Regions from separate parts of the Homo sapiens genome. Here region 2 is linked to region 1. A link is an interaction called in ENCODE POLR2A ChIA-PET data of the cell type or tissue named here. Cell type or tissue: IMR-90. All regions are shown on one strand. Links, peaks and the distances in the headings refer to the core of each region. The heading gives the core; the rest is flanking DNA. Region 1 overlaps TNKS1BP1 (tankyrase 1 binding protein 1). Region 2 overlaps SLC43A3 (solute carrier family 43 member 3).

Region 1 (5,371 bases), core at 372-5,371:
GCTTCTCCTGTCTCCATTCCAGGGTCTGCAGGGTGTGGCTCCAAGGAAGACGAGGAGTAATCTTCACCCTGGGTCTCTGGCCCACTTGTCTCACCAACCCCCAGCTCCCTGGCCTCCAAGGGGTCTCTGGCCTCCAGGCCAGGAGACAAGCTGCCATTGTGCCTCAGGCCGGGCTCTGGGCACTGGCTCACCCCGCCCACCCCATGCTCCCTGGCTTCACTTGGAGCCCCAAAGAGCTCCACATTCTGGGGCGCCAAGTCCTGGGTCCAGTCCATCTGCCCCACTCCACATCCCCGTAGCCCCTGAGAACCTCCAGAGTCTGGGTCACAGGTCACCTCCAAATCCCTCAGGCCCAGATTGTTACCCCAGTCCATCTGGCCCACCCCAAGCTCTTTGGACTCTCCAGGACTGCAGACTGCCCCTGGGGCCATGTTTCTCAGCCCAAGGTCAGGTGTCCAGTCTGCCTGTCCAACTCCACGCTCCCTTGATTTAAGGAACTCTCCGGCCTCCACACCTGACCAGTCAGTCTGCCCCACGCCACTCTCTCTGGCCTGGCTGTGGCCTCCTCCCTCCCCGACCTCAGCCAAATCTTTGCTCTTCACATTAACATCAGAAGTCCAGTCCTTCTCCCCAACTCCGATTCCCCCCGGCTCTTCAGACCCTCCACTTTCCAAACAGCCGGTCAGGTTCATGTCTCTCAAGCTCAGGCCACCTGACCAGCCCATCTGTCCCACGGCACTCTCCCTGGCCTCGCTCGAGCCCCCAGAACCCACACAGCTGGACACTTCCAAGTTCCTGAGACCCAGCTGGTCAGTCCAGTCCACCGAGCCAGCTGTGGTCTTCCCAGGAGGCACAAAGTGACCACCTTCCATCTTGCTAGAAGGGCTAAAGCCAGCACCACTCACTCTGTCGTTGCCAATGATGCCAAACTGATAGCTCCTCTCACTGGCCTCGATGCAGAAGTCCCGGCTCCAGTCCTGCTGCCCTGGGCTAAATGCTGCCTCTCGCTGGGGGCCAACACTGAGGCTAAACTCACCGACCCAGCCTCGCTTTCCCATCTCCCCATCTTCCAGGTCAGCACTGCCAGGGCCCTGAGCCCCTGCCTGCTGTCTCTCCTGATGCCCTCCCACCTCCTGGCTAGCATCACTGTTTTGCCAGCTGCTCTGGTCTCTCTGCCCGAGTGCCCCATCCGGCACGTGGGCAGTGCTAGGACTGAACAAGCCCCCGGATCCTCTCTCTCCTGGCCGGCCAGCATCCCTGCTGCCCTCTCCAAGGCTGTCTTCCACACTTGGAATCTTCTTCTCAAATTCCTCATCCTGTTGCTGGGCTTCCTCGGGGCTGAACCCAGAGCTCAGGGGTCTCGTTCCAAAGCTTCTGTCCTGGGCGTCAAGGGTCCTGGAGCTGCCACCACTGCTGTAGTCCCTTATCCAAGCGCTCTTCCCAAACTCCTGTTCCTGTGGCTCCGCAGCCCGGCTGCCATAGGTGCCGAGTGACACATCTCTCTTCTGAAACTCCCAGTCCTGCTCATCGGCATCCTGGCTGCTGTACCTACCATGGTGGTCCCTCTTCCCCAAATCTTGGCCCTGCTCGTTGGCATCTTGGCTGGCATAAGCACCCAGAGAATCTCTCTTCCCAAATTCCCAGTCCCCAAGGCTTACATCTCGACTACTGTAGGTACCCAGTGAATCTCTCTTTCCGAATTCCTGGTCCTGGAGTTCTGCATCCCGGCTGGAGTAAGTGCCCTGGGAATCCCTCTTTCTGAACTCCCAGTCCTGAACATCTGCCTCCTGGCTCCGCTGAGTGCCAAGCTGGGCTGGCTTTCCAACTACCCGGTCCTGGGCTGTGAGCACCCCTGGGGCAGACACTTTACTCTGGTCTTGGCTGCTGCTGGCCTCCATCTCCTCCTGGCCGATGCCACACCTGCTGGCCCACTCCCTGGTGCTCCCTTCCCCTGCTCCTTGCCCATACTTGCTGGTCCAGTCCCTCTCTCCGAGACCTGGGTCTCCTCTAGGGCTTGCACCCCCAAGGCCATAGTCCTGAGAAGCACCTTGACACCAGCTGGAAGGACTGAAACTGCTGGGCTGTGGGTCTCCTGTGATCCCAAATTCACTCTGCAGATCTTTCTGGGACCAGCCAAGGAGTCCCTGGGAATAAGAAAAAAAAACAGACAAAGAAACAACGATTAGATTCCATCAGGGTGGGAGTCAATCCAGCAGAGTCAGCGCTGCCTAGTGCCTGAAAGCCCCACTTTGGCAACAGAAAGCTGTGTGACCTTGAGCAAATCACTTAACCACTCTGGGTCTCAGCGTCCTCATCCTTAAACGAGGATAATTCCTATTGCATGGGGCTGGTGTGAGAGGATTAAATGAGATCATTTAGACCAAGCACTCAGCATAGTGCTTGGCATGCAGTGGGCACTCAATCGATGGTCCCATGGTCATGTTTACAACTCTTGGGCAATACTTGGCTAACAGCCAGGAGAGGAGTGGTCTTCACACAGGAATGGCAGGCAGTGCACTTTCCTTTTGATTAGGAGAGGTCAAGATTCAAAGCCTCTCTGCGACTTCCCTTGCAAGGCAAGGTTCCAACACCAATGACAGCTTTTCCAGCCCGTCCTCCCCCATGCCCCATCTGACCCCCATCCTCCTATAAGTACCCAGGCCCTTCTTCCCCAGCCAAAGTGCCGTCTGCTCAATCTTCCCCAGGAAGACCTCTCAGCCCTCACCCTGGCCCAGGAAAGACAAGAGGGGCAGCCTCTGGCACAGGGGAAAATCCCAGCCAGGGCTTCTTGCACCCCACCCCCCACCTCACGCTCCCTGACTCACCCTTGTGGGCGGGAGAGCCCTGGGCTCAGGGCTTCGGAGCCGGCCAGCCTCATCCCTCAGCGCAGCGTTGGCCAGCAGCCGCTCCAGGATAGACATGCTGGCCTCCCCATCCCCAGGCTGGGCCATGGCCCCCCGCCCCCAACCCGCCTTGGGGCTGCTGGGTGCGGCCAGCCGGGCGCAGGGATAGAGCTGGGCTGCTACCCGCGCTGGGACCTGTCCGACGGCTCTGGCGCTGGCTCTCCCTCACCCTGGCCCTGCTCCCTCCGGAGCAGCTGCAGCTTGGGCAGCCCCGCCCAGGAGCCAGTTGAGTCACCCACATCCCGGGACAGACACACCTACTACAGGAGTCAGCTTAACCCCTTCCTGCTCCTCCTTCTCCCCGCCCCGCAGCCCCCAGAGGCCCCCTGGCTCCTCCTTTCCTGCAGCCCCGCCCCTTGCAGCCCAGGCCCGGCTTGAGAAATAAATTTCGAAAGCCACCTGGCCCCCGGCCCTTAAATTCAGAGGCAGCCTGGTAGGAGAAAGGGCACTGGGCCGGGAAACGGCGCTGGCCCGGGCCCAGCCACCAACTTGCTGGATAACTGCACAAGGCTAACCTCCTCTGAGGCCCAGCTGCCTGTCTACAAAGCAGGTCTGGAGCTCAATGTTAATAACGTTTGTAAAAGCCAACACTTCTTAAGCACTTAGGATGAGCCAGGCACTATTCTTAGCACTTTAGACATTACAGCTCATTGAACCCTTGCCAACACCCTTGGAGGTAGAACTCATCTTGTTATCCACATTTTACAGATGTGGAAACTGAGGCAGAGGGCAGAAAAGTCACTCTTTTAAGGTCACACCTGGGCAAAGGAAAGCAGAGCCAGGAGATGAACCCAGGAGCCCACGCTCTAAATGGCTACACTATTTTGCCTTGAACGATATTCCCATAATGAGAGACTGAATACTCAGCACCTGCCACGCACTGTGCCGAGAGCTTTCCACCTCGATTTACCCACAATATAACTCTAAGAGGCCAATGCTACTATCAGGAAAGCACTCTGAAGCCCAGCAGTTAAGGTACGTTCTTCCCAAGACCAATCAGCTAGCGATTGCTGGAGCTGGGATAGAGCCTCACACGAAACCCCACACACACACCGTCCTGTGTGGCTCTGCAGAGCTACAATCTGCAGGTCCACAGCTGCCTTGCTCACTACCACAGCCCAAGCTCTCGACATGTAAAATCCATGTTCAAAGAATGAAGCCCACCCAAGCCCTGGCCTCTGTCCCCAGAAGTCCCATTCTCCCTATGCCCATTCTCACCTCAGAGCAGGTACTTGGGGACTGTGTGTCCTTCAGCTCAGCTCCAGCTCCCCGCCTTGCACCGCCACCACTGGGTGGTGGTGAAGCCAGGAGGTCGTCCAGCCAGCGGGAGCTGCTTTCAGGGCCTGGAGGCTCGGGGGATGCCCTACACAAGTCTTGAGCCTCTGTCCTGGCTTGGGTGGTCTCAGCCCGGGCTAGGGTCACGGCCTCCTCCTCAACAGGCAGTGCCTGTCCAGGCTCAGGGGCATCAGCAAAGAGAACACAGGGCTGGTCAGGGGCTGCTGGCTGCTCCTGCCCCAGGACTGGCTCCAGGATGGGCAAGGCTGCCTCCCTGGTAGCCAGGGGGAGAGGGGACTCCTGTCCAGCCAAGGGCTCCTGCGACTCGTATCTCTCCTCTGCCTGCTGCAAAGGTAATCCAGGTGTGCCCTCAGTTGTAGGCAGGGGCTCAAGGGGAACAGCTGGGAATTGAGGTTGACTCTCCCCATCGCCCTTCTGGGTGAGGGACATGCTTGGATCATCCCCCTGCACCCAGGAACTTCCTGACCCACTTGGAGCTGACCCAGCCCCTTGCCCCTGCTGAGACACTCCTTCTTCCCTGCTGGAAACGGCCAAGTTGCCAGCCTCAGCAGCCTCGGCGGCCTCACTGGCTTCAGTGATGGGGGAGGGAGGCGGGGAGTCCAGCCGCCACACGCCCAGACCCGAGGGCCTCGTGGGGAAGGTCCATTCGAAGGACTGTGATAAGCTCCAGTTGGACTCTGCCCCAAAGGGACGATCCAGGGCCAACTGGCTCCCCTGGCCTTGGGGCAGGGCAGCCAGCGAGCCCCCCAGCTTCTCCTGGTCCTGACTGGGTGACTGGAGCACACCTTCAGAGAATCGGCGCTGAACCAGGCTGGTGGGGCGGAGGTGTGCGTCACCCTTGGCCTCCTCCTCCCCGCCAGATGGAAACGTCCGAGTGAGATCCAGCAACTCACCCACCTCGATCAGGGGCCGGGGTGAGGTGGCAGGGGGCTGATCCAGGCTATGGGGCTCCAAGACCTCAGGGGGTGGGCTGCTGGGTCTGGGGGCCTCTGGAGCCCCCTCGGCAGGGAGCCCCGGGCTGGGGGTGTGGCGGGAGCCCTCGTCAGGCAGGGCTGCACTTGGAGCTGATGGAGTCACAGCGGGGCAGGGAGAAGCCTGGGAAGCTTCAGGAGTCTGGGCTTCCAGAAGCTGTGAGTGGCAGGGAGAACTCTTATCAGGCGGGTGAAGATGGG
Region 2 (5,371 bases), core at 9-5,008, 99 kb after region 1:
GGGACCAGAAGTCTACCGAGTTTATATTCTACTTTTCACCCAGACACTATGGTGCCCTGGAGGAAGGACTTTCAGTTACTTTTCATTCTGCACTATCGGTTGGGGTAGAGGAGGAATATCAAGCCCATTTCACAGATAAAGAAACAGAGGCCTAGCGAGCATTCAATGACATGTTCAAGGTCACATGGGAAGCTGGTAGAGGCACCAGCTAGAATACACAGCTGATTACTAGGTCACCTGATGTCACAATCAAGTCATTCGCCTCAGATTTCAAGTTTACTCTTTTGGCCATGCACAGTGGTTCACGCCTGTAATCACAGCATTTTGGAAGGCAGAGACGGGTGGATCGCTTGAGGCCAGGAATTCAAAACCAGCCCAGGCAACATAGCGAAACCCCAGTGTCTATCAAAAAAATAAAATAAAATAAGCTTGGCATGGTGGCACATGCCTGTAGTGTCAGCTACTCAGGAGGCTGAGATGAGAGGATCGCTTGAGTCCAGGAGATCGAGGCTGCAGTGAGCCGAGATTGTGCCACTGCACTCCAGCCTGGGTGACAAAGCAAGATCGTGTCTCCAAAACAAAAACAAAAAACATTTAGTCTTTCTTTTCTCCAAGTGATGGATTTAAACTCCTATTCTAAGATTTGCTGCTTTAAAAATAAAAAATGAGGCAAATAGAGCTGTGCAGTAGTCAAAACACAGAATTCAAAGTTGACTTTTGCTCCTTAGCTGGTGCCTCTGAACACGTAAGTAACCTCTTTGAGCCTCAGTTTCTGCAAAGAGCAGGAGACTCACGACCACCTCCTAGAGCAGGACCTCAGAGCATCCCTCCAGGTGTAAGGACACAGAGGTGAAAGCACAGAGGTCCTGTCCCTGGGGCCAACTGTGGAAACCCTGTGTGGGCCTAGGGGAGAGGCCAGGGTGGGCCTGCACTCACCACAAGCAGGAAACACCTTTGAGGTCTCAGGATTTTGCTTGAAGTTTCGTGAGAATTCCCCACCCTACTCCAGAATGTCTGTTTCCCCACACACACAAATACTTTTGCCCCAAATACTTGAATAACACAGACCCTTTGGGAAGCTGCACCATGCTACATACCCAGGCCATCACAGCCAGATTTGGGGCAGCCAAGGCCTAAGGCCCAGGCCTCCTGCCAGGGATCCCCATCCTCCCAGTACTCACGTAAAATGGGTCATTCTGAAGGGAGCCTTTGATGAGGGTGAAGATGGGGAACTGGAGCAGAGACACCACAGCCGACAAGGCCATCACCAGCCCAAAGAGCTTGCCAAAGTGCTCTGAAGGGAAACTGGGGAGAGAAACCAGAGGGGTTCCAGTGAGCTTCAGGGACCCTCCCTCCAAGCAGAAGCCTGGCCTCTGGGGGCTGTCGGCCGCTTGTCCCCAGCTCCCCTGTCCTAGGCCTGCCCTCCAACCACACCTGTCTGGCCTTTCCCTCTTCAGCTCTGCTCAGACATTTGACCCACAGAACCCAGAAGAAGGCACATGCGGGGCCCTGGAAAAACAGACAGGACCCTCATGCAGGCTGCACCAGGAAAGAAAAGACAGGCATGTAAATGGATGGCATGCCAGACAATGCACGCACTAGCAAAGGAAGTAAGACTAGAGTACTAAGGGCACAAAGAAGGGAAGACACTTTTCCATTTCTTCCCTGGAGAACTGAAACAGAAGTGGGCCTCAGAGGATGAATACGAGTTCACCAGGTAGAAAACAGAGGGAGAGGGCACCGCAGATGTAAAGGCTCAAGTGCATGAATGTTCTATCCTTCCCACCACCTCTGGTCTCACCCCCTCCACACCTGCCCCCAAACCCAGTCTCCCGCACCTGACTGCCTCCAGGCCCCGCCTTGCCTCCCAATTTCTTTACCTCCAGCTTCTCTTTGCCCCAGTGTGTCCGTCTCCACAGAGCCCGCCCCAAGGCCACTTACGCAAGGGTGAGGAAGGCCGCGTTGCTCCCATAGAGGAAGGAGCGGCTGATCACTTGCAGGATGAAGGTGAGGTACTGGAGAGGGAGGATGGGGACTGAGGCACAGAGGGCGAAGCCCAGGCACAGCAGGGATGTCAGGGCCAGCGAAGGCACCGTCGAGCAGAGGGCCACCGCCAAAGTGGAGGAACCTGGGCGAACAGAGAGGAAAAAGAAGCTCTCTGTAGGCCAACCCAACAGAAGTCAGCGAAGGGCCAAGGAAGATTGGAAAAAGGGGAGGAGCCACTATCCATCCACTGTCCCAACAGAAACCTGGGAGTCATCCTCGAATCCTTTCCCCACATGCCCCACCTCAAACTCATCAATAATGCTGATCATTCACCTCCTACATATCATTCAAATGTGCCCACTTCTCTCCAACCCCACTGACTCATCCTAGCTTTAAACTACCATTAACTCAGTCATGGATTACTGCAATACCCTCCTGACAGGCTACACATCTGCCCCTCCCCACCCTGAACATGTAGCCAGATCCTCTTTGTAACACTACTGGTAATAGCAAAAGACTGGAAACAATCCAAATAGTCATCAGTACAGGAATGCTGTGGCAACTATGCTGCAGCCATGTAATGGAGACCCAGGCAGTGGTTAAAAGGCATGAGAGGTCCCTGCTACAGAGCACCCTCAGGATAGAGTTACATCAAAAAAAAAAAAAACTCTGCAGAATAGTGTATACAGTATACTACCTTTTATCTAAAAGAGAGGGAAATGTATTGATATGGTTTGGCTGTGTCCCCACCCAAATCTCACGTTGAATTATATCTCCCAGAATTCCCACGTATTGTGGGTGGGACCCAGTGGGGGAGGGTAACTGAATCATGGGGGCCAGTCTTTCCCACGCTATTCTTGTGATAGTGAATAAATCTCACGAGATCTGATGGGTTTATCAGGGGTTTCCACTTTTGATTCTTCCTCATTTTTCTCTTGCCACCACCGTGTAAGAAGTGCCTTTCACCTCCTGCCATGATTCTGAGGCCTTGCCAGCCATGTGGAACTGTAAGTCCAATTAAACCTCTTTTTCTTCCCAGTCTCAGATAGGTCTTTATCAGCAGCATGAAAACAGACTAATACATGTATATACACCTACACAATGTTTATATTTAAAAAAATAAAAATGGTTACCTAAAGAAGAGGAAAAGGGGTACAAGAAACAGAGAGGGAAAGTAAACTTCTTTGAATATATCTTGTTTCACAGTTTTACCTTTGGGAAAATGTAAATGTCTGATATGTAAATGTTTTACAAATAAAATAAAATAATAATAGGAAGAAAACAAGTAAAACAATCTTTAAAAATCAGAAACAAAATAAAATGAAATCAATGAACATAACTCTATACCAAATTAGTGACCCTTAAAATCAGTAATTTGGCCCAGTGTGGTGGCTCACACCCACAATCCCAACACTTTGGGAGGCCAGGGCAAGAGGATTGCTTGAGCTCAGGAGTTAGACATCAGCCTGGGCAACAAAGACCCTTCCTCTACAAAAAAAAAAAAAAAAAAAAAAAAAAAAAAAAAATTATTTTAAATTAGCCAGACATGGTAGTGCATGCCTGTAGTCCAAGCTACTTGGGAGGCTGAAGGGAGAGGATCACTTGAGCCCAGGAGGTTGAGGCTGCAGTGAGCCGTGATCGTACCACTGTACTCCAGCTTGGGCAACAGAGTGAGACCTCATCCCTAAAAATAAAGAAGAAAATATGGCAATTTGACTGTACATCTCTAATGGGATATATCCTAAGGATGAGAAAGGAATAAGGAAGGACAGAAAAAAGGAAACAAAGAAGTAGCAACAGTATTTAGCAATTGTATTGTTATCAAGTAACATCAATATTGGTAAAACCAGTAATTATATTTAAAATACTATATATGTGTATGTACATTTACATATGCATATGTTAGGAACCAAGTTTATCAGAGGAAGAGAAAGGGCTACAAATGTAAAATCAAGGAAATAAAAATTTGAATAAAAATATCAGTATTAAGTATTTATGATATTTTTCTTATAAAAAAATTATATATATGTTAACTCTATCCAAAACCCAAAAGCAGTGACAACCCAGGAGCAATAAAAAACCTCAGCATCCAGACTGTAGTCTCTACCATTTCCAATTAAAGAAACCCAGGGCTAGTTGGGAAAAATGACAATTTCATGTCTAGGGCAAGAAACACACCTAGTGAAATGGACCTGAACATTTAATTGTGTTAGAAAGTAAGGAAACTCTCTAGAAATAATGTGATTTCATCTAAAAGACACAGATTCTGGGCTGGTAAAGTTTTCAATGGCCAAAGGTGAGACAATTTGAGCATCAAGAAGAATCATGACAGAACAGATTAAAACATGTCAAATATATTTTAAAATGAAATATTATAAAAGAAACAATTAGTAGCCATCCCTGAAGGTCACTAGGGCACCAACTCATATTTCAAACTGGTAAATAAATGTGTAAGCCAAGCATTTATTTCTGGGTAACAAAATAGTAAGGAATGTTTTTCTTTCTAGAAGAATTCTAGTGATTAAAAGTAGAAGATAGAAATAGAAAATCATCCTTTTGGCCAGGGGCAGTGGCTGTAATCCCAGAACTTTGGGAGGCCAAGGCAGGTGGATCACTGGAGATCAGGAGTTTGAGACCAGCCTGGCCAACATGGTGAAACCCCATCTCTACTAAAAATACAAAAATTAGCCAGGTAGTGGGTGCCTGTAATGCCAGCTACTCGGGATGCTGAGGCAGGAGAATCGCTTGAACCTGGGAGGCGGAGGTCGCAGTAGGCTGAGATTACGCCACTGCACTCCAGCCTAGGCAACACAGTGAGACTCTGTCTCAAAAAAAAAAAAAGAAAGAAAAGAAAATCATCCTTTTGCGATCCTAATGAAATAATGGGCCTAGGCATTGATCATTAATGGCTCCTAAAATCACTAAGTATATGGTTGATGGGAAACTTTATAGTGGATGGATCAGACTCGCAATGTCTAAACCAGTTGATCAATCTTAACATCGTAACAAGACAACAGACACCAGGGGCTGCTGACAGGAGAACAGAGGAAACCCATAGCTCTACCACTGAGTTATTCACGGCAAAAAAAAAAAAAAAAAAATTAAACTGCGTTTCCTCCAAGCTTCTAATCCTGTTGTTTACAGGAAATACCCAAGGAAAGGAATACTTTTAAATGACACATTAAAACAACGCCAAATCCAAAATATGGGGAAATGACCCAGTTTCTTCAACAAATAAACAAGAAAAGGTAGGGGGGAGGACTGTTCTAGATTTTAAAAGCTATAGAAGACACAGCAACCAAATACACTGCATGGACCAGGCATGGATCCTAATTGGAACAAACCAACTGTAAAAGGATGTATTTGAAATGATTGGAGGAATTTG

Evidence for each region. ChIA-PET counts read pairs that join two places held together with the same protein. Peaks named below come from ENCODE experiments on the same cell type or tissue, not always from the same donor. Only the 100,000 strongest peaks of a DNase experiment are listed, where the experiment ranks them.
Region 2: POLR2A ChIA-PET joins it to region 1 with 7 read pairs; 9 of 35 experiments call an interaction of 5 or more read pairs at or near these places.

The regions. Positions count from the first base shown.
Region 1 is chr11:57,308,413-57,313,783 of GRCh38, forward strand. TNKS1BP1 (tankyrase 1 binding protein 1) reads right to left here. Exons shown (of 12, transcript NM_033396.3): 5 at 4,122-5,371; 6 at 1-2,144. Among named protein-coding and RNA genes, the nearest start is that of TNKS1BP1, 14 kb to the right of the region's middle. RefSeq lists a silencer at 2,859-3,068. In IMR-90, for the core only: no CTCF peak of the experiment used is centred there; DNase peaks (open chromatin) are centred at 2,829 and 3,129; H3K4me3 peaks cover 827 bases; H3K27ac peaks cover 3,031 bases.
Region 2 is chr11:57,407,994-57,413,364 of GRCh38, forward strand. It overlaps SLC43A3 (solute carrier family 43 member 3), which reads right to left. Exons shown (of 14, transcript NM_199329.3): 12 at 1,942-2,128; 13 at 1,182-1,305. Among named protein-coding and RNA genes, the nearest start is that of SLC43A3, 16 kb to the right of the region's middle. In IMR-90, for the core only: no CTCF peak of the experiment used is centred there; a DNase peak (open chromatin) is centred at 2,508.